Linked DNA regions of Homo sapiens: region 2 is linked to region 1. The links are chromatin loops, found by intact Hi-C in ENCODE. Cell type or tissue: dorsolateral prefrontal cortex. All regions are shown on one strand. Each heading gives the region's core, and the rest is flanking DNA. Links, peaks and the distances in the headings are about the cores only.

The links. Hi-C counts contacts between places; a loop is a spot of excess contacts. Peaks named below come from ENCODE experiments on the same cell type or tissue, not always from the same donor. Only the 100,000 strongest peaks of a DNase experiment are listed, where the experiment ranks them.
Region 2: it touches region 1 in a loop (4-fold over the local background); 34 of 110 quality-filtered maps call a loop at or near these places.

Annotation. Positions count from the first base shown.
Region 1 is chr1:9,944,642-9,961,103 of GRCh38, reverse strand. All of the region lies in intron 1 of NMNAT1 (nicotinamide nucleotide adenylyltransferase 1), which reads right to left. It also overlaps the pseudogene RN7SKP269 and the pseudogene TMEM274P. Among named protein-coding and RNA genes, the nearest start is that of NMNAT1, 9.4 kb to the right of the region's middle. In dorsolateral prefrontal cortex, for the core only: CTCF peaks have their summits at 10,403 and 10,609 (motif pointing left); a DNase peak (open chromatin) is centred at 10,603; H3K4me3 peaks cover 891 bases; H3K27ac peaks cover 3,702 bases.
Region 2 is chr1:10,146,351-10,162,812 of GRCh38, reverse strand. It overlaps UBE4B (ubiquitination factor E4B), which reads right to left. Exons shown (of 28, transcript NM_001105562.3): 19 at 15,723-15,850; 20 at 13,531-13,629; 21 at 11,252-11,487; 22 at 4,331-4,457; 23 at 1,527-1,671. Among named protein-coding and RNA genes, the nearest start is that of KIF1B, 56 kb to the left of the region's middle. RefSeq lists a silencer at 7,459-7,660. In dorsolateral prefrontal cortex, for the core only: a CTCF peak has its summit at 9,680 (motif pointing right); a DNase peak (open chromatin) is centred at 9,662; H3K27ac peaks cover 4,885 bases.

The DNA of each region.
Region 1 (16,462 bases), core at 7,172-15,171:
TGTCTCAAATATCCAGCTCACAGTTCCACTAACTGTTAACAAAGCCAACTCGAGCTCACACCAGACTCTAAACCTTCAGAGCCACACAAGAGTTAAGGTTACAGTGAGCTCCTATTGCTGCCAAAAGTGGGTTTTAAAGAACTAGGGTCTGTCCCTTTCCTGAAGAGTACTTCCTCCATATCATTGCAGGGCACATGCGCATGCGTATAGGGGGGCTGTGGCCGATTGATGAATGGGTGCAGCAGTTTGGAAACTCTAACGGGACTGACCTGGGTCCTCCTTGTCTTGCTCCAGGTGCTCTGGGCCCAGTGTCACCATGATTCACTTTTGTTTGGCCCACACGGCCTATCGCTTGCACTGCTGGCTGCTGAGAACTCACCAGCTCAGGCTGTAAGTGTCCCTCCTCAGCTCACTGTGACAATAAGGAGTTCATTTCTTTCTCTGGCAGTCTTGAGGCTTAAAATTTACTTTTAATTTTAAAATTACTAATCTTGGGCTGGGTACAGTGGCACGTGGCTGTAGTCCCAGCCACTCGGGAGGCTGAAATTGAGCCACTGCGTTTTGGCCTGGGTAGTTACTGATCTTTATTATTATTATTATTTTTGGTAGAGATGGGGTCTCGCTGTGTTGCCCAGGCTGGTGTCAAACTCCTGGCCTCAAGTGATCCTCCCACCTTGGCCTCCCACGGTGCTGGGATTAGAGGCATGAGCCACCACACCTGGCCAAAATAACTGATCTTTATGTTTTAAAAACACTGAGATGTAAATATTAACATAACATTAAGCCAGGGTTTTTTTGTTTTTGTTTTTGTTTTTTTTAGAGATAGGGTATCGCTCTGTTGCCTAGGCTGCAGTACAGTGGCACAATCATTGCTCACTGCAGCCTTCAAATCCCAGGCTCAAGAGATCCTCCCACCTCAGCCTGCCAAGTAGCTAGTACTACAAGCACACGCCATCACTCCTGGCTAAAAAGTCAGTTTTTTAAAAATCAACTTTTCGAAAACAATAGTAATTCTGTTTGGCTTTCCCTATCGCATATTTCAGGATGCTCAGTATTAAACCTGTGTTGGCTAAGAGTTAAGTAACATGGCTGACCTCACCACCTCTCAGGATTTACACCTCTAAAAGGGTGCTATTCCTTTCAAAACAATAACTTTAAGCATGTAGCTATGTTCTTGTTCCAACAATGCTGCCATTAAATACTCTTGGGGGTATATTTTGAAATTGCATATTCTTTTGAGTACCTTCACTGGGGATAAATCTGTCTTTGGAGGGTATATTTGATTTCTGTGAATCCCCTAAAGTTATTCAGTGCTAAACCCAATTAATAAAATAATCAAGGTGAATTTAATAGTTTACAGTGAAGAAGGGAGTTAGAATGATTAGTTAATGGTGAGATTTTCTTTCTTTTCTTTTTTTGGTGGGGGGACAGAGTCTCGTTGTCGCCAGGCTGGAGTGCAGTGGCGTGCAATCTTGGCTCACTGCAACCTCCACCTCCCAGGTTCAAGCCATTCTCCTGCCTCAGCCTCCTGAGTAGCTGGGATTACAGGCGCATGCCACCACGCCCAGCTAATTTTTGTATTTTTAGTAGAGATGGGGTTTCACCATATTGGTCATGCTGGTCTTGAACTCCTGACCTCATGATCTGCCTACTTTGGCCTCCCAAAGTGCTAGGATTATAGGCGTGAGTCACCGCACCCGGCCTCTTTTTTTTTTTTTTTTTTTTTTTTTCCAAGATGGAGTTTCACTCTTGTCCCCTGGCTGTAGTGCAATGGCACGATCTCAGCTCACTGCAACCTCTGCCTCCCGGGTTCAAGCGATTCTTCTGCTTCAGCCTCCTGAGTAGCTGGGATTACAGGCGCCCGCCACCACACCCAGCTAATTTTTGTATTTTTAGTAGAGATGGGGTTTCAGTATGCTGGCCAGGCTGGTCTCAAACTCCCGATCTCAGGTGATCCACCTGCCTCGGCTTCCCAAAGTGCTGGGATTACAGGCTTAAGCCACTGTGCCCGACCAAGATTTTCTTACATGCCATGGAAACTACGTACACGTAATCTCAAAAGAATTTCAAAAATGCTTTGAGCAGTAACAATTTTCATTTGCTTGTGCAAGTTGTGGTAGGTAGATTAACTCTCAGTTTGTCAGTTAACAGTCAGTTTCCTCATTTAAAAAAATGGAGAACCACAGTCCTATGTCATAGGATTTTGTGCATATTAAATTAGATAATGCATGTAAAATGTTTGACACATTTGTCTACCAATTATGAATATTGATAACTTAGTATTACTTGCAGGTTGTTTTACATTAATTTACAGTCATGATAAAGGAACCAAGGTTCTAAAGATTCCCTAAAGATCAGTATCAACAGGCTGGGAGCAGTGGCTCACACCTCTAATCCCAGTACTTTGGGAGACAGAGGTGGGCGGATCACGAGGTCAGGAATTCAAGACCAACCTGATCAGCATGGTGAAACCCCATCTCTACTAAAAATACAAAAATTAGTCGGGCATGGTGGTGTGCTTCTGTAGTCCCAGATACTCAGGAGGCTGAGGCAGGAGAATTGCTTGAACCCAGGAGGCAGAGGTTGCAGTGAGCTGAGATCACACCACTGCACTCCAGCCTGGGTGACAGAGCAAGACTCTGTCTCAAAAAAAAAAAAAACAAAACAAAACAAAAAATCAGTATCAACAAAGCCTGCTAAATAATGGGAGAACAATAAGTAGTAGCTATTTTAATATTCTTATTGAAGTATTATTAGATAGAATTTTATTAGAATGCAATGGATCTCAATTCAATCAGAAACACCATCTCTACTAAAAACACAAAATATCATTATGTTTAAAACTTTATCTCTGTAGTTAAATGTAACATTATCACCAAACAGAACCTGAATTTGTTTTCTGGAAGCTATTTCATCACTAAACGAGTAATGTAAAATGTTAATTGCAGCCTGCCCCATGTTTTCTGCCCCTATTACCAAGGGCAATCACCTACTTCACTTCTTTGAAAAGCCAAAAATCTCAATATAGTGAAGATAGCTGTGGGTAAACTGAGCTTAACTTTTAATCCACACTTACTTCTTCTGGTATAGAAAGCCATTAAATAGGAGACAATGAGGGGACCAATGTCTCAACTTACAGATTCCCTGGAGACCAGTCCCAACGGTCTAGCGTTAGCTTATGTCTGCAGGGCTGAGGGTGACAGGCACGCCCGACCTGATTATTACTTAATATGTTCTTTCAGATTCTGTCTTCGAAATTATTCTTAGCGGAAACAGTCTGTTAATAACTTTAATTCTAAAAAAAAATCTGAAAACTGAGAATCTACTTAAGCGAGGGGGAGTGACAGGAAGCTGCAACACTCCTTGTAATTAGCCGAACTCAAACTCACCAGCTTCTATTACAGAAAGTCTGTGTAAAATAAGTCATTTTTCCTTACTAGAAGTCAGAATTCCCATGAAATAGTTTTTCACCAAAATCGCAAATTAACGTGAATTTAAAAACTGGTAAATAAGGGCTGGGCACGGTGGCTCACACCTGTAATCCCAGCACTTTGGGAAGCCGAGGCGTGGATCACGAGGTCAATAGTTCGAGACCAGCCTGGCCAACATGGTGAAGCCCACTCTCGCGTGGTGGCGCATGCCTGTAATCCAGCTACTCGGGAGGCTCAGGAAGGAGAATTGCTTGAACCCGGGAGGTGGAGGTTACAGTGAGCCAAGATCGCGGCACTGCAAGAAACAGAGTGAGACTGCGTCTCAAAAAAAAAATGGTAAACAAGACTGGGCACGGTGGCTCACACCTGTAATCCCAGCACTTTGGGAGGCTGAGGTGGGCGGATCACCTGAGGTTGGGAGTGTGAGACCAGCCTGACCAACATGGAGAAACCCTGTCTGTACTAAAAATACAAAATTAGCCTGACATGCTGGTACATTCCTGTAATCCCAGCTACTCAGGAGGCTGAGGCAGGGGAATTGCTTGAACCTGGGAGGCAGAGGTTGCAGTGAGTTGATATCCCACCATTGAACTCCAGCCTGGGTGACAAGAGCGAAACTCCACCTCAAAAATAAAAATAAAAAGGCCAGATGCAATGGCTCATGCCTGTAATCTTAGCATTTTGGGAGGCCGAGGCGGGTGGATCACAAGATCAGGAGTTTGAGACCAGCATGACCAACATGGTGAAACCCCATCTCAACTAAAAATACAAAAATTATCCAGGCATGGTGGCATGTGCCTGCAATCCTAGATACTGAGGAGGCTGAGGCAGGAGAATCGCTTGAACCTCGGAGGTGGAGGTTGCAGTGAGCCAAGATCACACCATTACATTCCAGCCTGGGTGACAGAGCGAGACTCTGTCTCAAAAAAAAAAAAAAAAAAGGTAAACAAGGCCAGGATCAGTGGCTCATGCCTGTAATCCAAGCACTTTGGGAGGCCAAGGTGGGCGGATCACCTGAGGTCAGGAGTTCGAGACCAGCTTGGACAACATGATGAAACCCCATCTCTACTAAAAATGCAAAATATTAGCCAGGTGTGGTGGCACACGCCTGTAATCCTAGCTACTCAGGAAGCTGAGGCATGAGAATCGCTTGAACCCAGGAGGTGGAGGTTGCAGTGAGCTGAGATCATACAACTGCACTCCAGCTTCAGTGACAGAACAAGACTCTGTCTCAAAAAAAAAAAAAAAAAAAGGTAGACCAATCACTTGAGGTCAGGGGTTCGAGATCAGCATGGCCAACATGATGAAACCCCATCTCTACCAAAAAATACAAAAGCTAGCCGGGTGTGGTGGCACGTGCCTGTAATCCCAGCTACTGGGAAGGCAGAGGCCCAAGAATTGCCTGAACCTGGGAGGCAGAGGTTGCAGTGAGCAGAGATCGCACCACTGCAGTCCAGCCTGGGTGACAAAGTAAAACTCTGTCTCAAAAAAAAAAAAAAAAAGAAAAGAAACATGGTAAACGTTATTTATTTACCAGTGATGACACTAATAACTCTTACTATTATTTATGGACTATTTTGTAGCATTTATTTACAGTCATGGTAAAGGAACCAAGGTTCTCAAGAGAAGTGAGTTGCCTACAGCCAAGATGAACCCAGTGCCAGAATAAGAATTAGAGTTCAAGGATTAGTGCCTTCTGGTGTTACGCGTATACCATAGATTTCCTGTAATAAGTAATAAATTAATGTATCACCCAGTTTATTGACTTTTAGGCCCAGATCTTCCCAATATTGCAGCCAATCTCTCCTGTACAACCTGGTTAGTAATACCATCTTTACCTTCTTCACAATTGGTAAGTGTGTAGTTATCCGTCAAGCATTTATTAAGTATCTACTACAAATAGTAGCCAGACACTGCTACAACAAAAATTGGTAGGACAGAGCTCTCTGCTCTTCAGGAACTCATAGACTAAAATTAAAAAAACAACTCACATCTAAAATTCAGGTGAAGGGAATCTTTAAAAACTTCCTAAGTATCTCTTTTAGTTGTTTTTGCTTTTTGTTTTTTGAGATGGAGTTTCACTCTTTTTGCCCAGGCTGGAGGGCAATGGTGCAATCTCGGCTCACTGCAACCTCTGCCTCCCAAGTTCAAGTGATTCTCCTGCCTCAGCCTCCCTAGTAGCTGCAATTACAGGCATGCGCCACCACACCCAGCTAATTTTGTATTTTTAGTAGAGAAGGGGTTTCTTTCTTTTTTTTTTTTTTTTTTTGAGACAAAGTCTCGCTCTTGTCCCCAGGCTGGAGTGCAATGGCGCGATCCCAGCTCACTGCAACCTCCGCCTCCCGGGTTCAAGCGATTCTCCTGCCTCAGCCTCCCGAGTAGCTGGGATTACAGGTGCATACCACCACGCCCAGCTAATTTTTTGTATTTTAAGTAGAGATGAGGTTTCACCATGTTGGCCAGGCTGGTCTCAAACTCCTGACCTCAGGTGATCCACCAGCCTCAGCCTTCCAAAGTGCTGGGATTACAGGCGTGAGCCACCGCGCCCAGCTTAGAGATGGGGTTTCACCATGTTGGTCAGGCTGGTCTCAAAGTCCTGACCTCAGGTGATCCACCTGCCTCAGCCTCCCAAAGTGCTGGGATTACAGGCGTGAGCCAGCGTGCCTGGCCTCTCTTTTAGTTGTTCTATAATTTGAGTACGGAACCAAATTAAGTTAAACATAAATTCCTTTTTTTTTTTTTTGAGATGGAGTCTTGCTCTGTTGCCAGGCTGGAGTGCAGTGGTGTGATCTCGGCTCACTGCAACCTCCGCCTCCTGGGTTCAAGCGATTCTCGTGCCTCAGCCTCCTGAGTAGCTGGGATTACAGGCACGCGCCACCACACGAACCTAATGTTTGTATTTTTAGTAGAGATGGGGTGTCACCATGTTGGCCAGGATGGTCTCAATCTCCTGACCTTGTGATCCACCCACCTCAGACTCCCAAAGTGCTGGAATTACAGGCATGAGCCACCATGCCTGGCCCAAATTCCTTCTGCTATAAAATTCTTTAGTGTTATAATATTAAAGTATCGGGTTTTTCATTCAATAAATAGTCATTGATCAAGAGATGATTCTGCGTAGAAAAACAAGGACAATGGCAACTTGAAGTCAAAAAGTGATACAGGGCTGGGTCCAGTGGCTCATGCCTGTAACCCCAACACTTTGAGGCTGAGGTGGGAGGATCGTGTGAAGTCAGGAGTTCAAGACCAGCCTGGGCAACATGGTGAGACATCATCTCTACAAAAAATAGAAGAAGTTAGCTGGGCATGGTGTCATGCACCTGTAGTCCCTGCTACTTGGGAGGTTGAAGTAAGAGGGTCACTAAAGCCCAGGAGGTGGAGGGTGCAGTGAGTCATGTCATTGCACTCCAGCCTGGGTGACAGAGGGAGGCCCTATCTCCAAAAAAAAAGGACACAGAGTTGGTCTCTATTCTCAACATTCTGAAATGTGGAGAAGTTTAAGAAATATTTTAGCTAATCTATCTTAATTATATTTTCCTTTGAATGTGCTTTTAAGAGTGATGTATGGGCCGGGTGCGGTGGCTCATGCCTGTAATCCCAGCACTTTGGGAGGCCGAGGCAGGTGGATCACCTGAGATCAGGAGTTCAAGACCAGCCTGGCCAACATGGCAAAACCCCTTCTCTACTAAAAATACAAAAATTAGCTGGGCATGATGGCACGTGCCTGTAGTCCCAGCTACGATGGGGACTGTGGCAGGAGGATCGCTTGAACCTGGGAGGCGGAGGTTGCAGTGAGCCAAGATCGTGCCACTGCACTCCAGCCTGGGCAAGAGAGCAAGACTCTGTCTCAAAAAAAAAAAAAAAAAAAAAAAAAAGAGTGATATATGATTTCAGCAAAAACTATGTCCGAATTTTTTAAAATGAAAAAATAGGGCCGGGTGTGGTGGCTCATGCCTGCAATCCCAGCACTTTGGGAGGCCAAGACAGATGGATCACCTGAGGTCACGAGTTTGAGACCAGCCTGGCCAACATGGTGAAACTCTGTCTCTACTAAAAATACAAAAATTAGCTGAGCGTGGTGGCACACGCCTGTAGTCCCAGCTACTTGGGAGGCTGAGGCAGGAGAATCACTTGAACCCGGGAGGCAGAGGTTGCAGTCAGCCGAGATCATGCCACTGCATTCTAGCCTGGCAACAGAGTGAGACTCCGTCTCAAAAAAAAAAACAAAATTAGCTGGGTGTGGTGGTGCAGGCCTGTAATCCCAGCTACTCAGGAGGCTGGAGCAGGAGAATCACTTGAGCCTGGGAGGCAGAGGATGCAGTGAGCTGAGATGGCGCCACTGTACTCCAGCCTGGCAACAGAGCAAGACTCCGTCTCAAAAAAAAAAAAAAAAAGCCCGCGCACAGTGGCTCACACCTGTAATCCCATTTTGGGAGGCTGAGGTGGGTGGATCACAAGGACAGGAGATCGAGACCATCCTGGATAATGCAGTGAAACCCCGTCTCTACTAAAAATACAAAAAAAATTAGCCAGGCGTGGTGGCGGGCACCTGTAGTTCCAGCTACTCGGGAGGCTGAGGCCGGAGAATTGCTTGAACCTAGGAGGCAGAGGTTGCAGTGAGTCAAGATCACGTCACTGCACTTCCACCTGGGCGACAGAGCAAGACTCCGTCTCAAAAAAAAAAAACATGCATACAATCTATATCAAAGGAAAAATTAGTTTGCCCAGACTGGACATTTCTGTTCCACAGCAGGAAGGGAAGGAAACAAATTGCATTTAGGTTTGCATTCAAGAATCTGTTTCTAGCCGAGCGTGGTGGCTCAAATATGTTTCTAGCCGAGCGTGGTGGCTCACGCCTATAATCCCAGCACTTTGGGAGGCCAAGGTGGGCAGATCACCTGAGGTCAGGAGTTCGAGACCAGCCTGGCCAACATGGTGAAACCCTGTCTCTACTAAAAATACAAAAAATTACCCAGAAGTGGTGGTGCACACCTATAATCCCACCTACTAGGGAGGCTGAGGCAGGAGAATCACTTGAACCCAGGAGGCAGAGGTCACCGTGAGCTGAGATTGTGCCACTGCACTCCAGCCTGGGTGACAGAGTGAGACTCTGTCTTAAGAAAAAAAAACAAAAAAACAAAGAATATGTTTCTTTCTGAGATGATTAAACCTAAAAACTGATGCTGTTCCTCTGTCTTTTTAGGTTTTACTGTGCAGTTTGTTCAGATGGAGCCATTGCCACGGGCACTGAAGTGGATGTCTTCTGCATTTGGTGTGGGATCCTTCAGTTAAGGAGTCTGCACTATGGTGTTAACAGTTTTGGCAACAGACTGTGTATGTTTTTAAACAATGAATTTCTTTTTTTTTCTTTGAGACAGAGTCTCACTCTGTCACCCCAGCTGGAGTGCAGTGGCGCAATCTGTGCTTACTGCAAGCTCCGCCTCCCAGGTTCACGCCATTCTCCCGCCTCAGCCTCCCGAGTAGCTAGGACTACAGGTGCCCGCCACCATGCCCGGCTAATTTTTTGTATTTTTTTTTAGTAGAGATGGGGTTTCACTGTGTTAGCCAGGATGGTCTGGATCTCCCGACCTCGTGATCCACCCACCTCGGCCTCCCAAAGTGCTGGGATTACAGGCGTGAGCCATAAACAAAGAATTTCTAAAGGCTTATCTTAATCTGAAAGTTTGGCTGTAAATAATATGTCTTCAATATTTATTTTCTACTGACACCAAAAGAAGAGATATGTGGAGATGGAATACCTGATTAGGCACATGTCACAGTTAAAACATTTCACTGGGGAAAGTTTAAAAATTCTACAAGAGATTTTTGTTTTTGTAGGTGAATTCTACTTTACTAGAGCTTCGAAAAGTAGTTAAGATATTAATCAACAGTGAAACAGGCCGGGCACAGTGGCTCACGCCTCTAATCCCAGTACTTTGGAAGGCTGAGGCAGGCAGATCGATTGAGCCCAGGAGATGAAGACCAGCATAGGCAATGTGGAGAAACCCCATCTCTACAAAAATTACAAAAATTAGCTGGACCTGGTGGCACGTGCCTGTAGTCCCAGCTACTTGGGAGGCTGAGGCAGGAGGATCCCGTGAACCCAGGAAGTCAAGGCTCCAGTGAGCCATGCTCACACCACTGCACTTTGGCCTGGATGACAAAGCAACATCTTGCCTCAAAACAAACAAACAACAACAACAACAACAAAAAAAAACTGAAGCTGTTGGATTGGGTTTGGCACAGTATACAGCAAGACTTCTATTTCTTGCTAAATTGGCACCTTCATTTAAATCCTTGTGGCAAAACATTTTTAACACATTCTGATTAAAAGACAAAGTATTCCTCATAGCACCTTTTCTCTCTCAAATGTAGGAAACAACAACCCCTGAACTTTACTACTTGTCTGTGCTCCTGTCGGTGAGCAGCTTAACTTCTACAGGTAAGCAAGAAAACTTCCCAAGTAACCAATCCTTGTCAAAGGCTTACCAGTCCTTCGAGGCAAGTAACTACTCAACCAGCACTGTGACTGTGATGTTGCAAGGAGAATATTAAGCTCTAGTTCCTCTTTTTTTTTTTTTTTTGAAACAGAGTCTCACTTTGTTGCTTAAGCTGGAGTGCAGTGGCGTGATCTTGGCTCACTGCAACCTCCTCCTCCTGGATTAAAGCAATTCTTCTGCCTCAGCCTCCCCAGTAGCTGGAATTAAAGGTGTGTGCCACTATGCCTGGATAATTTTGGTATTTTTAGTAGAGATGGGGTTTCGCCATGTTGGCCAGGCTAGTCTTGAACTCCTGACCTCAACTGATCCACCCGTCTCAGCCTCCCAAAGTGCTGGGATTATAGCTGTGAACCACTGTGCCCACACCCTAGTTCCTCTTAAAGCAAGAGATCCAAGAAGCTAAGAAGTATGAAAAGCAAAGCAAAGAAAACGGGGGGAGGGGAGGGTTAGGATGGCATATGAAAAGCCATCCTTCTCACGTTACTTCCACTGCATTTAATGAGATCCTATTCTTTATCCTGTAGTGCTTTTGTCAGGCCTGGGGCTGATCTGGCGGGCCAGGGTGACCTGTCGAAGGCCAGATGCTAACCCAACAGTCTGAGCCATCTGGGTCCTGTTTTTCCTGTCTGAGATACTCGTCTCTACCAGGCTGGGCCTGTCCCAGCAGCACTGCCACCTATCGGCCATCACACGACCATCTCCTATCCTGCTATTTCAGCTGAACAGCAGGGCCAATAACAGGAAGCATGTCAAAATCAGTCATTTAGTAGAAAACTGCATTATGCCAGGCGTGGTGGTTCATGCCTATAATCTCAACACTTTGGGAGGCCAAGGCGGGCGGATCACTTGAGGTCAGGAGTTCGAGATCAGCCTGACCAACATGTCAAAACCCTGTCACTACTAAAAATACAAAAATTAGCCGGGCATGGTTGCAGGTGCCTGTAATCCCACCTACTTGGGAGGCTGAGGCAGGAGAATCACTTGAACCCGGGAGGCAGAGGTTGTAGTGAGCCGAGATTGCGTCACTGCCCTCCAGCCTGGGTGACAGAGCGAGACTCTGTCTCAAAAGAAAGAAAAAGAAAGCTGCATTTAAGTATTAATGAGCACTCACTGACAATGGATAAAAAGAAACAGTTCCGCTGAAATCACAGGACTGACATCATAACCCAATTCACCCCAAATAAAGATCTCCTATCAAATACTTTCACAATGATTATTGTGATTTTCTAAACCTCATTTTTTGTTCAATGAAGTTAAGTGGCATCAGCTGGGAGACTGCTATAGAAATAAGTGCTGAAAAAGAGGAAGGAAAATAGAAATCTTAGTAATGAACAAAGGTTTAGTTTCAAAAGACCCCAGTAATTCAGATTGTGTATTTAAACAAGGTCAATTTATTGCTTCTTTAAGAATGTAGTGGGGCCGGACACGGTGGCTCATGCCTGTAATCCCAGCACTTTGAGAGGCCGAGGTGGGCGAATCACTTGAAGTCAGGAGTTTGAGACTAGCCTTGCCAACATGGTGAAACTCCGTCTCCACTAAAAAAAACAAAAAAATTATATATATACACATACATATATATATATACACACACAAAAATTAGCTGGGCCTCTTGGTGTGTACCTATAATCCTAGCTACTCGGGAGGCTGAGGCAGGAGAATCGCTTGAACCCAGGAGGTGGAGGTTGCAGTGAGCAAAGATTGCACCACTGCACTCCAGCCTGGGTGACAGAGTGAAACTCCATCTCAAAAAAAAAAAAAAAAAGCAGTGGAAGATTTTAGAGTAAAAATAACCACAACCTCCCCCTTATAGATTATAACAATCTTCTGCATCATGACAGCTAATTGTTTTCTAGAGAAAATAGCTAAGTGACCTGCATTGTGTTTTGTCTTTCTCTTTTTTTTTTTTGAGACAGAGTCCTGGTCTGTTGCCCAGGCCGGAGTGCAGTGGTGTGATTTCGGCTCGCTGAAATCTCCGCCTCCAGGGTTCAAGCGATTCTGCCTCAGCCTCCCACGTAGCTGGGATTACAGGTGCCTGCCACCATGCCCGGCTAATTTTTGTATTTTTAGTAGAGATGGGGTTTCACTATGTTGGTCAGGCTGCTCTTGAACACCTGACGTCAGGTGATCCACCTGCCTCGGCCTCCCAAAGTGCTGGGATTACAGGCGTGAGCCACCATGGCCAGCCGTGTTTTGTCTTTTTACTTCAGTGTATATTTAACAATTCCGGGCCAGACACAGTGGCTGACGCCTGTAATCCCAGCATTTTGGGAGGCCAGGTGGGTGAATCACCTGAGGTCAGGAGTTCGAGACCAGCCTGGCCAACATGGTGAAACCCCGTCTCTACTAAAAATACAAAAAATTAGCCAGGCATGGTGGCGGGTGCCTGTACCAGCTACTTAGGAGGCTGAGGCAGGAGAATCACATGAACCCAGGAGGCGGAGGTTGCAGTGAGCTGAGATGGGGCCATTGCACTCCAGCCTAGGCAACAAGAGTAAAACTCTGTCTCAAAAAAAAAAAAAAATTCTGAAGTATTTTTGTTAGGGACTAGTTACTCACAAATGGTCCCAATGTCATTAAGGACTGGATACCACTTCATTTTGAGACAGGGTCTCGCTCTATCACCCAGGCTGGAATACAATGGCACAGTCACTGCAACCTCCACCTCCCGGACTCAAGCCATCCTCCCACCTCAGCCCTTACCCCAAGTAGCTGGGACTACAGGTATGCCCCACCAGACCTGGCTACTCTTTTGTATTTTTTTGTAGAGATAAGGTTTCACTATATTGCCCAGACTGGTCTCGAACTCCTGGGCTCAAGCAATCCGCCCACCTTAACCTCCCAAAGTGTTGGGATTACGAGCATGAGCCACCTCACCTGGCCGACAACTCCATTTCTTGAGAAAAAGAACAGTACTAATGGGCAAGAAGAACGTATTCAGTATAAAATCTCCCAAAGTATCTCTGACAGGCACAGCACCTGAACACATGGAAATGACTGTTCATCTGTTCTCATCTGGAGAGGTTACCTAATATATACCCACTATCCCTTGACGCCACCAACATTTTCGGACCACCTTCCACATCCCAGACACAGCACTAAGTTAGGAATTAGAAATGCGAGCAATCACACAATAAGAATGAAATTCCTTTGAAGTAATTATATTACCATGATTAACAGAAATTATTTAGAAACAACACATTCTCTAGACCTCATCAACCACTGCAGGGCTTTGAGCAGAGGAGTGACATGATCTGACATATTTTTAAGGATCTCTCTAGCAGTTGAAGCTGAAAACAGAATGTAGGGAGAGGCAAGGGTACAAGTGAAGACATAAGATGGGAGGCTACTGCAATAATCCAGGTGACAGGTGATGCTGACCTGGCCCTGATGGTGGTAGCAAAGTGATAAGATGTCACTCAATTCTGGGTGTATTTGGAACATACAGCCAATGTGATTTGCAATGGATGGGATGTGGGCTGTGAAAGAAAGAAAAGTCAAGCATGACTCCAAAAGTTTTTGGCCTAAGCAGCTAAAAGAACAGTATTACCTTTAATTGAGAAGAGAATGATAGTGAAGCATGATGGCGTGTGCCTGTAATCCTAGCTACCTGGGACCTTGAGAGCTTGTTTGGAGGTTCTAGCAGGGGAACGCAGCTACTTATATACCCTTGACCGAAGATTAGTCCTCCTCTATTGGGGATGGTCGTTCTCTTCGACTTGAGTGTGCAGCTTCGGGAGGGATATACATGGAGCAGTGAGGGAGGAAGGAGACACCGGCCTAGCCAGCCAGATCAGCCGGATCAACCCTGGTGATCAACGGGGTGAGAGATGTCACAGCCAGGTTGCCCTCACATCCTACTTGGGAGGCGGAGGTGGGAGGATCACCTAAGTCTAGGAGTTCAAGGCTGCAGTGAACCATGATCACGCCATTGCACTCCAGCCTGGGCGACACAGCAAGACCCTGTCTCCAAAAAAAAGAGAAGAGAAAGATGTCTATGGAGTAGGCTTGAGGGGACTATCAGGAGTTCAGTTTACAGAGAAGTGAAGTTTGAGACATCTATTATATATCCAAGTGGTGACAATAAGTAGGCAAGTGGAGAACAAAGCCAAGTTCAGGGGAGAGGTACAGACATACAACAGACTAGAGATTTGGATGTATCTGCATATAGATGGTGTATTTGTCTGCTTGGGCTGTCATACTAAAATACCACAGACTGGGTGACTTAAACAACAGAAATTTACTTTGTCACCATTCTGGAGACTAGAAGCCCAAGATCAAGGTTTTGGCCAATTTGGTCTCTGGTGGCAGCTCTGTTCCTGTCTTGTACATGGCCACCTTCTTGCTAGTCCTCACATAATCTTTCTTCAGTATGTAAGGGTAAGGGGCAAGCTCTCCATTCACTCTTCTGATAAGGACACTAGTCCTATCGGATCAGGGCCCCACACTTATGACCTCATTTAACCTTAATTATTTCCTTACTCCAAATACAACCACACCTAGAGTGACATCTTTGATTCTAAAAGTTCATGTTCTCACCCATTATGCAAGACTTACAATGGTACAAGCTATTTAAGGCAGACATTTAAAAGAGGCCCAAGTGTTCAGAGAGCCTTTGGCTCCTGGTACTTCTTGTTAGCCACTCAAGTTTCATCTGTCCCAGCATTTTCCCTACCTAGTTGGAGCAACTTGCGTTCTCTGGGCTCCCATCCCAAGACCAAGCTGAAGTGTCCTCAACTCCTCCCGCTGCCAAGGAGCATTTATCTGGTTTCCCAGTGACTCCCAGTCTGGAGGTTACTTTCCCCAGTGCTGTCTCCCATGGTTTCCTACCTAACATCTTATTTCTCTTTCTCCAGTTTCTTCTCTGCCTTCTGTCTGAAGGCTTGTATTCTATTTTTGTTTCAGAATGCATTTCTCTTATGCATTAGAAATGTTTTCATTATCCATTAACTCTAAACAAGAACCTAAAGGCATATAAAAAAACCCTTAGCATAGAACTGCTGAATGACTAAGTCACAGAGAAGAAAAGGCAAATACCTCCACTGCTTCGAAGACTGCACACGCTAAAACTACACAAATGCCAGAACAGAACATTGGATTATCATTATCAAAATTAGGGGAAGGCTGGGTGGGGTGGCTCATGCCTGTAATTCCGGCACTTTGCGGGGCCAAGGTGGGAGGATTACTTGAGCCCAGGAGTTTGAAACCAGCCTGGGCAACATGACAAAACCTCATCTCTACAAAAAATACAAAAACTAGCCGGATGTGGTGGCATGCACCTGAAGTCCCAGCTACTAGGGAGGCTGAGGTGCAAGGATCACTTGAGCCTGAGAGATTAAGGCTGCAGTGAGCCGTGCTCGTGTCACTGTACTCCAGTCTGGGTGACAGGGCAAACAAAAACAAAAATTAAAAAATCAGGGAAAGTACACTGTGAACAAATGTTTATTCAGCAAATTTTTCAAATTATTATTATTATTTTTTTGAGACCGAGTCTCACCCTGTAGCCCAGGCTGAAGAGCACGATCTCGGCTCACTGCAACCTCCGCCTGCCGGGTTCAAGCAATTCTCCTGCCTCAGCCTCCCGAGTAGCTGGAACTACAGGCATACGCCACCATGCACAGCTAATTTTTTGTATTTTTAGTAGAGACAGGGTTTCACCATAGGGGCCAGGCTGGTCTCAAACTCCTGACCTCGTGATCCGCCCACCTCGGCTTCCCAAAGTCCTGGGATTACAGGTGTGAGCCACTACACCCAGCTCAAATAATTTTTTTAAAGTATATTTTCCAGTTTTGTTTTGTATGGCACTGACTCTGTCACTGTGAATTCCATTTTACCCAAAACATTGACACTTCCACACATATTTATGAATCAAAATTGAAAGATAATTGCATTAATAGGTACTTTTATTTTTTTCTTCTTTTGTTTTGTTTTGTTTTGTTTTTTTAAGACGGAGTTGCTCTGTCACCCAGGCTGCAGTGCAGCGTCGTGATCTTGGCTCACTGCAGCATTCACCTCCTGAGTTCAAGCGATTCTCATGCCTCAGCCTCCTGAGTAGCTAAGATTACAGGCATGGACCACCACGCCTGGTTAATTTTTGTATTTTTAGTAGAGATGGGGTTTCACCATGTTGGCCGGGCTGGTTTTGAATTCCTGACCTTAAGTGATCTGCCCGCCTTGGCCTCCCAAAGTGCTGGGATTACAGGCATGAGCCACTGCACCCGGCCGACTTTTGCAAAGGAAATTCTTTGAATCTGAAGTGTCTTGCAAGGTAGAGGCTATTGCAACCATTTCAACTAGTGTGTCAACAGTCTTCTCTAAGGTGGGCTAGAAAAATGGTTTCATATTCAAATTGTAACTCTGAAAAACAACTGATGGTAATAAAGAGATTCCATAATCAGACAGAACTAAGTGAAACAATTAGTTTTGGTAGAGTTCTGTGGTAATCATAGTTAGAAGTTTATCCTGGGTAGCTGAAATATAACTAACTTCAGACTCCAGGCCTGTCGGTGGCTTGTGCCAATCACCACAACACTT
Region 2 (16,462 bases), core at 4,733-12,732, 200 kb before region 1:
GACACTGGGGACTACAAGGGAGGGGAGTGAGGGAGGAGTGAGGGTTGAAAACTACCTATTAGGTATTATGCTCACTCCCTGGGTGACAGGCTGAATCATAAAGCCTCAGCATCACGGTATACCCATGTAACAAACCTGCACATGTACCCCATCCCCTGAATCTAAAATAAAAGTTGAAATTAAAAAAGAAAAAAAAAAAAAAAAAGTCTGGGCGCGGTGACTCACGCCTGTAGTCCCAGCACTTTGGGAGGCTGAGGCGGATGGATCACCTGAGGTCAGGAGTCCAAGACAGGCCTGGCCAACATGGTGAAACCCCGTCACTACTAAAAATACAAAAATTGTCCGGGTGCAATGGCTCACGCCTGTAATCCCAGCACTTTGGGAGGCCGAGGAAGGCGGATCACAAGGTCAGGAGATCGAGACCATCCTGGCTAACACGGTGAAACCCCATCTCTACTAAAAATACAAAAAATAAGCCAGGCGTAGTGGCAGGTGCCTGTAGTCCCAACTACTTGGGAGGCTGAGGCAGGAGAATCACTTGTACCCAGGAGGCAAAGATTGCAGTGAGCTGAGATCGTGCCACTGCACTCCAGCATGGGTGAAAGAGCAAGACTCCGTCTCAAAAACAAACAAACAAAATACAAAAACTAGCCAGGTGTGGTGGCAGGCGCCTGTAATCCCAGCTATTCAGAAGGCTGAGGCACGAAAATCGCTTCAACCGGAGAAGCGGGGATTGCAGTGAGAAGAGATCGCACCACTGTACTCCTGCGTGGGCGACAAGAGTGAAACTCCGTCTCAAAAAAAAAAAAAAAAGAAAAAGTGAAGAAAAAGCAGTCCCCACTTTGACATGAGAACCCCTTATGGAAATCAGTTCTGATTCTGAGCCTGACAATTCCAAGAACAGAATCAATAAACCTAAGCCAATCTAAGAAGTCACCAGCAACTGTCAAGGGCCTCATAAGCGACCAAGGAAGTATCTCAGTGGCTGCTACGCACGTCAGGAAAGAGCACTGGTACTGGCACGGCACGTGCTTTCCATGGAACCTGGCAAGCCAGGCCTCTTTTCTATTAATAACTGAATATAAAACCCAAGATCAACTGAAAGGGAAAAAACACCCCGCCAGGATCCTGAGTGATTCACACAGTTGCCTAGAGAAGCCCATAGGAACAAATCAAATTCTTGTCCAGCAGACATAATTCTAGAGATTTCTTTCCTAATTATGTTCATGAATATTAATATATTCAGACAATAAAAGCTCATCTCCAAAAAAGCCCTTTAAAATTAAAAAGGCAGAGAAAGTTTTCAGTGTACATTTTCAAAGACTTCTCAACCCATTTCTTAGCTTCAGATAAGGTATTTAAGAATTTTCCTATTCCAATCCTGCAATATGATTTCATGGAAGGAAAATCCCAGCATGTCAGATCGCATATCATCAGACCCACAAATGCAGCCCCAAAGCAGCTCTGCCCGTGTGTGGAGGCAGATGGCCTGCAAAGCTGTCCAAGCCTCTGGACCACGTCCTCACCCGGGGCAACTGGTCCCACTGTTCTTTGTTCTTCATCTCTTCCTGCACTTCATGGATTCGCTTCAGAGACTCCAGACTTTCATCGAGCAAAAACGTCGTGTCGTTTATCAACATGTTTATATAGCGAACAAACTGCTTCCCGGAGCTGGAAAGGCAATTATATTGTACATGGTCATACATCTCCCTGAAGCAAAATGCCACAGCAAATCCCAGGGAACAAGCACCTCCACCCAGACTGCAACTATCTCACCCTAAAAGCCTGGCTACCCTGGCACAAGTCAGGCACTATGGAATTCAAGGACCACCAAGCTTCTCTTTAGATTATGTTAATCTTGTTTCTTTTTGAGACAGGGTCTCACTCTGTCGCCCAGCCTGGAATGCAGTGGCACAATCACAGCTCACTGCATCCTCGACCTCCAGGGCTCAAGCAATCTTCCTGCCTCAGCCTCCTAAGTAGCTGGAACTACAGGCACACACCACCACGCCCAGCTTTTGTATTTTTTGTAGAGACAGGGACTTGTTATGTTGCCAGGGCTGGTCTCAAACTCCTGGGCTCAAGCGTTCCTCCCACCTCAGCCCCTCAAAATGTTGGGATTACAGAGATGAGCCACCACACCTGGCCTGGATTTTGTTATTCTTTTAAATTGTTTATGATAAGCTCATTCCAGTGGTATTTGGAGCCACCTTGCACGGCTGATGACAGTCAAGTGCTAAATATTCCAGAATTTTATAACCAGATTCCCCTGGCACCTTAAATTGGGCAACAGAGGAAACAGTCACACCATGGAAAACCAGCAAATGCTGACTCCCCCACCCTGCTTCCCAGAGCAGGCTTACCAGCACACCCCTAGCTCACTCCCTCAATGTTTTTAAGGAGAGAAAACACTTCTTCCAGACTAGAACAGGAAAAACGCATATACTCACCAATATACCAAGAAAATGCAAATAATTAACCACATACAACAGATAAGAAAACAACTGATATAGTTATTCCTTATCACAAAGACTGACGCATGGAAGAAAAATTGGAACCTGTAATATTGATAAAGTGGGATATTAACTTACTTTAAAACTGGAAGCCTCCAATCTAAGGAACTGTTCTGCAGATCGTGTTATAATGAGAACTTGCTGGTGAACTGAAATAGCTTGGCCTACCTCTGTTAGACTCTGGAGATGCCAGATTCGTAGAGAAAAAAAGAAGCTACACTTCAGGGTCTACAACTGTGCAACTACGGGGTGGTAAGCCCATGCTGGAGAAGAGAAGTTCCTGTGAACAAGTGCAGGAGGCCTCGATCTCAGGAACATGGCAAGTTCAGGACAAGCGCTCCAATCAGCACCATTCAGACCAAGCCATGGGCCTGCCTCGTGCCAGGCTTTAGCTGGAACACAATTCTGACCATAAGAGCAGTTTATGGAAACAAAAAGTTAAAAAGTTTGCTTCACAGAAATCTATCTGGCAAATAGTTATTCCACTGGTAATTTGTATATTATTGACTAGTAATTCGGTTAACAAGTATAGCTAGATTTGATCAAAGATCTAACATGGGTTGCAAAAGATCCAAGTAGGTGGGATAAAATTTTTATTTATTTATTTATTTATTTGAGACGGAGTCTCACTCTGTCGCCCAGGCTGGAGTGCAGTGGCACCATCTCGGCTCACTGCAAGCTCCGCCTCCCAGGTTCACGCCATTCTCCTGCCTCAGCCTCCTGAGTAGCTGGGACTACAGGCGCCCGCCACCGCGCCCACCACCATGCCTGGCTAATTTTTTGGTATTTTTAGTAGAGACGGGGTTTCACCATGTTAGCCAGGATGGTCTCGATCTCCTGACCTCCTGATCCGCCCTGCTCGGCCTCCCAAAGTGCTGGGATTACAGGCATGAGCCACCACGCCCGGCCCTTAGATGGGATAAAATTTTTGAAGAATAATTCAAGAGTTCAGCATCTTCATCTCCCTTTTGTTTTTAGGCACTGACAGATAATTTAGATGGAATTACTAATGTCCAGGTTTAAGCAGTCACTCAGATTTCAGGTAGGTATATGAAAAGTCTTTAATTAAGGTTTAGGGCCTTACCACAAAGAATGATACTTTAAATGACAACTCTGACCTAATTGTTGCAAAATCTAAAGTCCTTCCAACATTCAGGAACTAAGATTTCATTTCACTCATTCTGACAACTTCATTTAACACTGTCATCGTAGAAAACACCAAAAAAACACTTAACCCATCATCTCAGCATATTTATAGGATCTTTTCTTTTCCTTTTTTTTTTTTTTTTTGAGACGGAGTCTCGCTCTGTCACCCAGGCTGGAGAGCACTGGCACAATCTCGGCTCACTGCAAATTCTGCCTCCCGGGTTCAAGTGATTCTCCTGCCTCAGCTTCCCAAGTAGCTAGGATAACAGACGTGCGCCACCACACCCAGTTAATGTTTTGTATTTTTAATAGAGATGGGGTTTCACCATGTTGGCCAGGCTGGTTTTGAACTCCTGACCTCAAGTGATCCGCCCGCCTCTGCCTCCCAAAGTGCTGGGATTACAGGCGTGAGCCACCACGCCCTGCCCTATACAATCTTCGCTTGTGTACCACCCCCAAAGTATCTTGACAAATCTAAAATTCAGCAATATCTTGCAAGTAAAGCCATTTAAAAAATCCTGCCCACATTTAGTGGCATCTTGTGGTAAACTCAAAGGAGTCTGAGACCAAGCAAACAGTCAACAAGAACCCAGCTGTGCATGCTTTTAAGCTGCAATCCTACCTGCGATTTGCAAGAAAGCAAGTTGTGACACGAGGGGCCCCATACTCACTTGAACTCCTCCATAAAGGTGCCATGGTGAGCTATGTTTTGCCAAAGGCTTTTAAAAATGGTGCTAATATGATAGCGAATTGTGAACTTGTCATAAAACTCACTGGTGGCTCCGGTATGCTCAACATCTAAAGAAGAAAGACAAAGGTACTGAGGGATATGTATTTTCTTGCTTTCCAAATCCAGTTATTGCCCCAACAATGATACTGAGTGAATGTAAACCTGCAAAATCAGAGAGCTGGTGAAATTTTGCACTTCTTTTGCATGTAGGGCACGACAGAAATTATAAGCTGCTTTTAAAGACAAAAGTTTCACAATGAAGATTTGACAATGACACAACACCTAAAGGAACGGGGCTAGGAAAACTCCCATCATTAGGACAACATCAACTTACCAATGACCAAAAGCTGAATTATCATACTCCCCCCACCTAATTTTAAGTTATTAATTTACAGAAATTCTATGGCACCTCAAATGGACATACTTCAGCGGATAAAAAGTTAGGTTTAATTTTATTGAGGGCCATGTATTTACTAAATGTGTCTATCTATTGACCATTTTTGGTGTTGAAAAAACACCAATGTGTCTATCATCCCTAAATCTATTAAAGAGGGATAAAAATCAAACTTGTTTGTCCAAATGGCAAAAGCTTAGGCATGAGAAATTTCAGAATTCATGACAAATTTTATTATTATTATTATTATTTTTGAGACAGAGTCCCGCTCTGTCGCCAGGCTGGAGTGCAGTAGCACGATCTCAGCTCACTGCAACCTCTGCCTCGGGGTTCAAGCAATTCTCCTGCCTCAGCCTCCCTAGTAGCTGGGACTATAGACATGCGCCACCACGCCCTGCTAATTTTTGTATTTTTAGTAAAGATGGGGTTTCACCATATTGGCCAGGATTGTCTCGATCTCTTGGCCTCATGATCCACCCACCTTGGCCTCCCAAAGTGCTGGGATTACAGGTGTGAGCCACCGTGCCCAACTATTTTATTATTATTTTTTTGGAGACAGGGTCTTGCCCTGTCACCCAGGGTAAAGTGCAGTGGTGTGAATAATGGCTCACTGCAGCCTCAACCTCTCGGGCTCAAGTGATCCTCCCACCTCAGCATCCCAAGTAGCTGGGACTGGAGGTGTATCCACCACGCGTGGCTTATTTTTTATGGCTGAGCGTGGTGGCTCTCGCCTATAATCCCAGCACTTTGGGAGGCCGAGGCAGGCAGATCACTTGAGGCCAGGAGTTCGAGACCAGCCTGGCCAACATAGCAAAACCCCGCCTCTACTATTAATAAAAATACAAAAACTAGCAGGGCATGGTGGTGTGTGCCCATAATTCCAGCTACTCAGGAGGCTGAAGCAGGAGAATTGCTTGAATCCAGATACAGAGGTTGCAGTGAGCCAAGATCATGCCACTGCACTCCAGCCTGGGCGACAAAGCAAGACTCTGTCTCAAAAATTTTTTTTTTCACTTTTAATTTTTTTACAGATGGGGTCTCACTATGTTGCCTAGGCTGGTTTCAAATTCCTGCCTCAAGCGATCCTCCTACATCGTCCTTCCAAAGTACTGAGATTACAGGTGTGAGCCACTATACCTTGTCTTTGATATTTTCTGTATTTTCCAAAGAACACATTTTTTTGTGTGTGACCAAAAAAGGAAACAGCTATTTAAAAATAAAATAAGATAATTAACACCTATCATACTAAGATCCGAAAGTACTTATGTATATTCATTAAGTAACCTTTCCTTAAAATAAACTAAATGTCATTTATTAATTGTATAAAAGCATGAGCTAAAGTGTGGAGTGTTGACATAAGGATAGCCTACAAGAGGAAGATACAGGAGGACCAACCCAACGCCTCATATCATCTAAAATGCCCCAATATCTGCACCCAATTCTGAATATAGTAGAGACTAAGTAAATGTTAATTTATTATGTAGCAATATGTATCTCAGCAGGGCCCCGCATCTGTATTTCCAGCACTTCAGGAGGCCCGGGTGGGCAGATCACTTGAGCTCAGGAGTTTGAGACCAGCCTGGTGAACATCGTGAAACCCCGTCTCTACAAAAACCACAAAAATTAGCTGGGTGTGGTGGCACATGCCTGCAGTCCCAGCTACAGGGGAGGCTGAGGTAGGAGGATCACTTGAGCCCGGGAGGTCAAGAGTGCATGGTGCTGTAATTGTACCACTACACTCTAGCGTGGGTGACAGAGCAAGACCCTAGCTCAAAAAAAAAAAAAAAAAAGAAAAGAAAATGAAACAAAACAATATACATTTCTCCCAACAGTTTTTTTTTCTTCTTATTCACTTCTACTGTTCCCTCAAAGTCATACCAGCCCAAGTTCTAATTCCCAGGTCCTTGTTCTAGAAGGCCGTAGGTGGACTAGACTTGTGTTGAACCTCTCCCTCCTCCCCCCAGGTATTCTTGCTGCCTTCTTTCTTTTTTTTTTTTTTTGAGATGGAGTCTCACTCTGTAGCCCAGGCTGGAGTACAGTGGCAAGATCTTGGCTCACTGCGACCTCCACCTCCCAGGTCCCGGTTCAAGCAATTCCCCAGCCTCAGCCTCCCAAGTAGCTGGCATTACAGGCCCCCACCACCACACCCGGATAATCTTTTGTATTTTTAGTAGAGACAGGGTTTCGCCATGTTGGCCAGGCTGGTCTCAAACTCCTGGCCTCAAGTGATTCACCTGTCTCGGACTCCCAAAGTGCTAGGATTACAGGCGTGAGCCACCACGCCCAGCCTAACTTGAGCATTTTCTAAGCTAGAATACTATCTCTGTGGTGTTAAGAGGAGCTTGTTCCACATACTGATCTTGTGTGTGGCAACTTTTAATTTATATCTGAGGGTCCCATCTGCTCAGGGACCAGGACCTAATCAGCCAGGTCTTCACATGGAGGTGATGAGCACTGGGGACTATGTCTGTGATGCCTCCCTCAGGGGTACCCTCACACCGGTCCCTTAGTAGCTGTAGGAAGACCAGCACAGTAGCCAGGGGGACCTGTGCTAAAGGGCATCTGCGAGGTTGCTGCCACTTGCTAGCCACTGACCTTCAGCAAGCTTCTTGACCCTTTTAAGCTTCAGTTTCCTCATTTGTAAAGTGGATGTATTTATAGTACTATCTTTAGGACTGCCGTGGGGATTAAGTGAAAGGATTAGTAAGCATTCAATAAGTGGTGGCTATTATTAGTACAGATGTCATCCATCTATGACTGAAGAGGTGGTCCAGGCCAGAGGGCACACATGGCAAAGAGGAAAGAGAGAACAACCCCCACCCAATTCCTTCTGGAACATTCCCAGCAGGACTCCACTAGGCCCAGCACTCGTCTTATAGGCAACAGGCCCAGTTCTGTTGTGTAAACACAAATACACAAACACACACACACACACACACACACACTCTCTCTCTCTCTCTCTCTCCTGAAGCCACAGTGACAGGCCCAGAACACTGACTACAAAATAAATTTAACTAAAATTGTTTTGTCTTTACTACTAACAATACATGTTTACTGTAGAAAAATTAAGAAGTTCAGATAATAAAATAAAAATAAAAACTATTTATAATGCTACCATTCAAAAATAACCAATGCGCTGTTACTATTTTGGTATATGTCCTTCCCTACATTCCTTTTTTTTTTTTTTGAGATGGAGATTTGCTCTTGTAGCCCAGGCTGGAGTGCAATGGCACGATCTTGGCTCACTGCAACCTCTGCCTCCCTGATTCAAGTGATTCATCTGCCTTAGACTCCAGAGAAGCTGGGACTATAGGTGTGCACCACTACGCCCAGCTAAATTTTTTTGTATTTTTAGTAGAGACGGGGTTTCACCATTTTGGCCAGACTAAGCCTCCAACTCCTGACCTCAGGTGATCCTCCTGCCTCAGCCTCCCAAAGTGCTGGGATTACAGGCGTGAGTCACTGAGCCCGGCCAGTTGTTTTTATTATTTTCACTGCACTGCTTTATAAATAATGCTGTGGAGAACATCACTTACAAACATTCGTAATTATTTCCATTGAATAAATTTCAAGAAATTAAATTCTTATGTCAGAGTATAGCTATTCAGCTGTTGTCTCGTAGCTCCAAATCCACTCTTTTTTTTTAAAATTTTTTTAGATCTCGGCTAACTACAACCTCCACCTCCCGGGTTCAAGCTATTCTCCTGCCTCAGCTTCTCAAGTTGCTGGGATTACACGCATGCGTCACCCGGCTAATTTTGTTTTGTTTTGTTTTTTGTTTTGTTTTTGAGATGAAGTCTTGCTCTGTCACCAGGCTGAAGTGCAGTAGCGCGATCTTGGCTCATTGCAACCTCTGCCTCCCGGGTTCAAGAGATTCTCCTGCCTCAGCCTCCCGAGTAGCTGGGACTACAGGCACATGCCACCATGTCCAGCTAATTTTTGTTTTTGAGACGGAGTTTTGCTCTTGTTGCCCAGGCTGGATTACAATGGCGCGATCTTGGCTCACCGTAACCTCTGCCTCGCGGGTTCAAGTGATTCTCCTGCCTCAGCCTCCCAAGTAGCTGGGATTACAGGCATGTGCCACCATGCCAGGCTAATTTTGTATTTTTAGTAGAGACAGGGTTTCACCATGTTGGTCAGGCTGGTTTTGAACTCCCGACCTCAGGTGATTCGCCCACCTCAGCCTCCCAAAGTGCTGGGATTACAGCGTGAGCCACTGTGCCAGGCCTAATTTTTGTATTTTTAGTAGAGACGGGGTTTCACCATGTTGGCGAGGCTCATCTCGATCTCTTGACCTTGTGATCCACCCACCTCAGTCTTCCAAAATGCTGGGATTACAGGCGTGAGCCACCACGCCCGGCCTTTTACTTTTAGTAGAGACTAGGATTCACCATTTTGGTCAGGCTAGTCTCGAACTCCTGACCTCAGGTGATCCACTGCCTTGGCCTCCCAAAGTGCTGGGATTACAAGTGTAAGCTACTGTGCCTGGCCGAAACCCAGTCTTTTTACCCTTTTTTTTTTTTTTTTTTTTTTTTTTTTAGAAACAGGGTCTTGCTTTGTTTCACAGGCTGGAACGCAGCAGCAAGATCATAGCTCACTGCAGCCTTGAACTCCTGGGCTCAAGCCTTCCTCCCACCTCTGCCTCCTTAGTAGCTGGGACAACAGGCATCTAATTTTTAAATTTTTCGTAGAGATGGGGTCTCGCCATGTTGCCCAGGCTGGTCTCCAACTCTTAGGCTCAAACAATCCTCCCACCTTGGCCTCCTAAAGTGCTAGGATTATTAGCTGGAGTCACCGTGCCCAGCCCACATGCACTCTTTGTAGTTGGCTTTGTGATTCTGGGGCTGGCACTGCAGAATCTTTCCTTTGGCAGCCCGCCCTCTCTAGGGTTGCCAATAGGGGGTGCTGCAGGAGAACTGGAAAACTGAAGGAGAAACAAGGGACTTAGGACCTTGCACTTACTGTCAGCAGTAGCAGTTGGTTCCAATTTTCAGCTTTGTCTCGTACCCCCAGAGCTAGCAACCGTGCACAACCCCCGAGAGAGACACCAGCACCTACTGGCCAAGGGCCTTCCACAGAGGACTGGGTCCTAGCTCCGTCCAAGCCCTCATCAGGGCAGCTGGGTTCTGAGATCCCCAGGCTCTTCCCTTGGGTCCCCAGACTGAGGGATAGAAGATGGCTACTTCCTGCACCTACTATTTGTTATCCCAGTGCTTTTTTTTTTTCTTTTTTGAGACGGAGTCTTGCCCTTTCTCCTAGGCTGGAGCACACTGGTGTGATCTCAGTTCAATGCAACCTCTGCCTCCTAGGTTCACTCGATTCTCGTGCCTCGGCCTCCTGAGTAGCTGGGATGACAGGCGCCGCCCGCCACACCCAGCTAATTTTTGTATTTTTAGTAGAGACGGGGTTTCTCCATGTTGGCCAGGCTGGTCACAAATTCCTGATCTCAGGTGATCCACCCGCCTCGGCCTCCCAAAGTGCTGGGATTACAGGTATGAGCCACCGCACCTGGCCCCGATAAAAGCATTTTTAAGGCTCTTGGTGTGGGCTGCTAAACTGCCTTTCAGAAAGGCTTTAAATTTGCATTCTCATGAGAGTTTCATAGCACTAAATCTGCACACTGGCTATAGGGTAGATTAAGCAGGTTTTTTTGCAGGTTAGCTTACTTCTCCACAACCATGTTTGTACCAGGTATTTTCAACTTAAGAAATAAATTTGACAGGTGAAAAGTGGTATTATTATTATTATTATTATTATTATTATTATTATTTGAGACGGAGTCTTGTTCTCTTGCCCAGGCTGGAATACAGTGGCGGGATCTCGGCTCACTGCAACTTCTGCCTCCCGGGTTCAAGCAATTCTCCTCCCTCAACCGCCCTGGGACTACAGGCACCTGCAACCATGCCCGGCTAATTTAATTTTTTTTTCTATTTTTAGTAGAGATGGGGTTTCACCATACTGGCCAGGCTGGTCTTGAACTCCTGACCTTGTGATCCGCCCGCCTCGGCCTCCCAAAGTGCTGGGATTACAGGCATGAGCCACCGCACCCGGACCAAGAATATGCATTTTTAACAAGCTCCCTGTTTCACCCACACTTTGGAAAGTGGGTTATAGGATAGTGTTAAAAAACAAATGCTGTAAGTTCAAAGGTAAAATGAACCAGATAATTCCATTCAGATAACACTACCAACTTGTGCTCTTGATACCCTGGGTCTCGGTGCCAATCATCTGACTTTCAGTAGTTCCTGCTGAATCATCAGAGACCAGTAGGTGGAATGGTTGTCCTATTCCTAACTACTCAGGGCAAGAAGAACCAAAAGTACATCCTCTGCAGGCCACAGGTTAGTAGGCTATACACACAGGTAGCAGGATATTAGGTAACAGGCTTAGAGCAACGTCGTCCACTAGCTTTAGATGACCTTACCTAAGTTGGCCTGCCATGTGCTACACTGTGTTCCAGCAACCTACCTGTATAAAACTTCATCAGGGAAGGTACCAACAACTTGGTGGAGAGAGGATGGTTCTCAATCATTTCAAAAAACTTCTGGGTTCGTGGCTGAACAGCAGGGTTGGTCATAAACATGACTTCTACCAGTTTGGCCACCAAATATGGGTTTCGGATGTAGTTCTGGTTGCACAACATCACAACAAGGAACATCACAATATCCTGAGTACAGGGCTCATAAAGCGCCTGGGGAGAGTATCTGAACAGAGGCAAGAAGAGCAAGAAAGAGACCGCTGAGAAACTGCTGAGAAACTCATCTTGGGTGAAGGCTGGTGTCAGTAAGTGAGGAGGGGAAGGCAGGATAAGTAGGTTTGGGAGTGCCCTTGAACTCATTCAGTTTACAGTGACTTTTTTTTTTTTTTGAGACAGAGTCTCGCTCTGTCGCCCAGGCTGGAGTGCAGTGGCGCGATCTCGGCTCACTGCAAGCTCCGCCTCCCAGGTTCACGCCATTCTCCTGCCTCAGCCTCCCGAGTAGCTGGGACTACAGGCACCTGCCACCATGCCCGGCTAATTTTTTTTGTATTTTTAGTAGAGATGGGGTTTCACCATGTTAGCCAGGATGGTCTCGATCTCCTGACCTCGTGATCCGCCCGCCTCGACCTCCCAAAATGGTGGGATTACAGGCATGAGCCACTGCGCCCAGCCTATTTTTTTTTTTTTTTCTTGAGATGGAGCCTCGCTGTGTTGCCCAGGCTGGAGTGCAGTGGCACAATCTCGGCTCACTGAAACCTCCGCCTCCAAAGTTCAAGCGATTCTCCTGCCTCAGCCTCCTGAGTAGCTGGGACTACAGGTGCCTGCCACCATGCCCAGCTAACTTTTGTATTTTTAGTAGAGATGGGGTTTCACCATGTTGGCCAGGATGGTCTTGATCTTTTGACCTCGTGATTTGCCCACCTTGGCCTCCCAAAGTGCTGGGATTACAGGCATGAGCCATTGCACCCAGCCTACAGTGACTATTCACACTGTAACAAGACAGATTTAAAACCAAACATGGTTACTGGCTGTAGCATGTTATATTAACTATAAACAAAACCTATGATCAAATCAGATAAACTTCACAAAAGATCATCACTACCAAAACATAAAAATTTTGATAGTTTTTTTTTAATCTCTGCTGAAAATGAGAATAAATGAAATTTTTCAAATAGGTGTCTTTTGTATCACTGTGCATAGAACAAATTTTAAAATGTGACTTGAGTTGCTTAAATTCCAAGGTTGGTTTTTCAACAAATAAACCACGTTTTTGAGTCACTTTTAAAATTTCATACCAATCAAAATCACGTGTCACCAATGATTTGGGTTTTTTTGTGTATGTTGCCCAGGTTGGAGTGTAGTGGCATGATCTCTGCTCATTGCAACCTCTGCCTTGATTTGGGCTTTTTTTTAAAGGCAGCTTTTATGACAGCAATATTAACTTGCTCCATTTACTTTTGGCCCTTATTTTAAAATCATTTATACTAATTTTGTTTTTTTCCTGTTGTTTGTTACAAAACTTTCACAATTTGTATTCTGTGACTGGGGACCTATACTATTTATTTATTTATTTTTTAAAGAGATGCAGACTTGCTGCATTGCCCAGACTGGTCTTGAACTAGGCTCAAGCAATCCTCCTGCATGTCTGGGACTACAAGCATGAGCCACAGTGCCCAGCATGACTTTTACTTTTCACAATAGACTTCACATACCACTCCCTCAGCTAGTCATAGGTGCTATCATGGTGCCAAGGGATTGAAATTGTAATTCTTCTAACCTGTAATGTTTTAGAAATAAAATGTTAATTTGATAAACCAAATAAGGATTTGAAAAAAAAATTAAAACCCTACAATACCAGTTAGAAATTCAAACCATTTCTTGGTAAGCATTCTCCAATTTTACAATTGAGACAAATTTTAGTACAAAATATAGATGTGGATATTTCTGGTTTTGGGATGTTCATTCAGACATTTATAAACTGTTTCCTCCTTCTGTTGCTCAGAAACACATATTTAACTATTAGAAATTCAACTCAATTTTCAAGGAATACATTATCTGCACTGTTAATCCTGCCTCTGTCTTTGAGATATTATTGGAATTGGACTGATGCCACAGTTGGATTTATTTTTTCCAGTCTCTAGGCAGCATTCAGTTAAAACAGTTACATCAAATTTCAGGCATGAAATGGAGGTTTGCAACATAGCTCAGAATATTATACTATTATGCATAAAAACATATTAGAACTATGTAAAATATTAAAGGCACTTACTGTACAATAAAAAATAAAAATTCTGCAACATCTTCTACATAAAACTCAGGCAACGCTGCAAATACCTTGGGGACATCTGAATTTAAAGGCAGTGTTATACTGTCAAAGAGAAAAAAAGGACAATTTATTAAATGAAATTATGGTACATCAAACTACAAGGAGTATTACATTACCATCGGATAAGTATTTCATTTGGGGAAGAAAATCATTCTGTAATACTATGTAATAAATATGTAGGCAAAGAAACTACAACCAGAAATGAACAGGGAATAATGAAGACAGTGCATATGCAAGGGTATGTGTGAAATGTTTTCCTTTTCTTGATTTCTTTTTTTTCTCCCCTGAGATGGAGTCTCACTCTGTCACCCAGGCTGGAGTGCAGTGGTGCAATCTTGGCTCACTGCAACCTCCACCTCCCCAGTTCAATCGATTATCATGTCTCAGCCTCCCGAATAGCTGAGATTACAGGCACGTGCCACCATACCTGGCTAATTTTTGTATTTTCAATAGAGACAGGGTTTCACCATGTTGGCCAGGCTGGTCTCGAACTCCTGACCTCAAGTGATCCACCCATCTTGGCCTCCCAAAGTGCTGGGATTACAGGTGTGAGCCACCACACCTGGCCCTTTTCTTGATTTTTTTTTTTTTTTTGAGACAGAGTCTCACCCTGTCACCCAGGCTGGAGTACAGTGGCGTGATCTCGGCTCACTGCAACCTCTGCCTCCTGGGTTCAAGCAATTCTTGTGCCTCAGCCTCCCGAGTAGCTGGGATTACAGGCGCCCACCACCACACCTGGCTAATTTTTGTATTTTTAGTAGAGACGGTGTTTCACCACGTTGGCCAGGATGGTCTCGAACTCCTGACCTCAAGTGATCCGCCTGCCTCAGCCTTCCAAAGTACTGGGATTACAGACGTGAGCCACCACGCCCAGCCTTCTTGACTTCTTGCTAAGGTTAATGCAATAAGTAAAATGGGAAGGAAATAAAAAGGTCCTATTTGGTCATTTTGTGCAACTCAAACGGAAACAACAGAGCTACACACATTTTTTTTTTTTTTTGAGATGGAGTCTTGCTCGTCACCCAGGCTGGAGTGCAGAGACGTGATCTCCGCTCACCGGAAGCTCCGCCTCCCAGGTTCACGCCATTCTCCTGCCTCAGCCTCCCGAGTAGCTGGGACTACAGGCACCCGCCACAGCGCCCAGCTAATTTTTTGTATTTTTAGTAGAGACGGGGTTTCACCGTGTTAGCAAAGATGGTCTCGATCTCCTGACCATGTGATCCACCCGCCCTGGCCTCCCAAAGTGCTGGGATTATAGGCGTGAGCCACCGCACCCGGCCTACACACATATTTTAAATAATATTTTCCACGCCTTCACGGGTCTTGGGCCAATCTCACCAACATCAGTGAACCAGAGACTTCATAACAGTAAAATAATAATAATAATAAATAAAACAAAAATGGTTTGCCTGGAGGAGATGACCAGTTGATGACAAAGTGATCAACAATGTTCTTAGCTCACTCTCTGAATTAGGTGGGTATTCCTGGACCCAGTGCTTAGGAGGGCCTAATATTATCTCCAGCTTTTGGCTTCCAATTTATAGATTTCTCTTTCTATCAATCAAAGACTTTATAGCAAATTTTAAAGAAAACTTGTCAAAATTAAAATAACAGGTGTTGACATTTGCCTATTATTGTAACTAATTACAGGGAAAACACCTATCAATATAACTACATAATCTATATAAATGCAATCTGGAAACTGAGAAGTGAATTATCTTTTTTTTTGGGTGGGGACAGAGTCTCGCTCTGTCGCCCAGGCTGGAGTGCAGTAGCATGATCTCGGCTCAATGCAACCTCCGCCTCCCGGGTTCAAACGATTCTCATGCCTCAGCCTCCTGAGTAGCTATGACTGCAGGCATCTGCCACCAAGCCCGGCTAATTTTTGTATTTTTAGTAGAGACACGGTTTCGCCATGTTGGCCAGGCTGGTCTTGAACTCCTGACCTCAAGTTATCCATCTGCCTCAGCCTCCCCCAAAGTGCTGGGATTACAGGCGTGAACCACTGCGCCTTGCAGAGAAGTGAATTCTTGATAAAGAAAGGGTTTTGGTTTTAGTTATCAACTTTGAAGGACAATAAAGACAACAGAGCCCAGCCAAGGAGGGACAAGGGAAACAGGAAGAAGCACACTCACTCGGGATATGCGGGGTCCAGGATGCGGAGCAGCAGCTGAATGAGAAGGCCATAAAAATTCAGACATCTTCTCAGGAAGCTCTCGTCAAGTAGGCCAGCATCAGCACAGGCCTTGCACCGTACCAGTTTCTGTGGAAGCAGGGATGTCCCCACCCAAAGATCAGTCAGTAGCTAAGTCCCTACAGGGGGACTGGGCAGGGACTGGGGCCAGGAGATGGGAAATTTGGGTTCCAGAGCTTCTAGAGCTTCATCTCCTAACTAGCTATAAGATGCTGGTTGTGTCTCAAGACCTTTTTCCTGAGAAAAACAAAGGCGTGGCAAGCAAACCACCGAGTACCACCAGGTCTAGCACACAGTTAAAGCTCAAAATGTTGAGTTCCAACAGTCACAAGTAAATAACCTGATGAGGAGAGGGTGGCGACAGGGAGGCCCTTTGGGTGTCAGGGTGGTTAGTGGGAAAAAGCCAAACAATCAGTGTCTGAATTCCAGTGTCGCCTCTTACGAGCTGCCCTCGGGCAAAATGCTGGCCACTAAGGATGGAATTCCTACCTAGAGGCCTGTTGACAGAATTACACACACATGCATGCACACACTGATGTATACATTTAAGCAGTTTTTATGTTTCTTATTTATTTATTTTGAGACAGAGTCTTGCTCTGTTGCCCAGGCTGAAGTGCAGTGGCGCGATCTTGGCTCACTGCAACCTCTGCCTACCAGGTTCAAGCAATTCTCCTGCCTCAG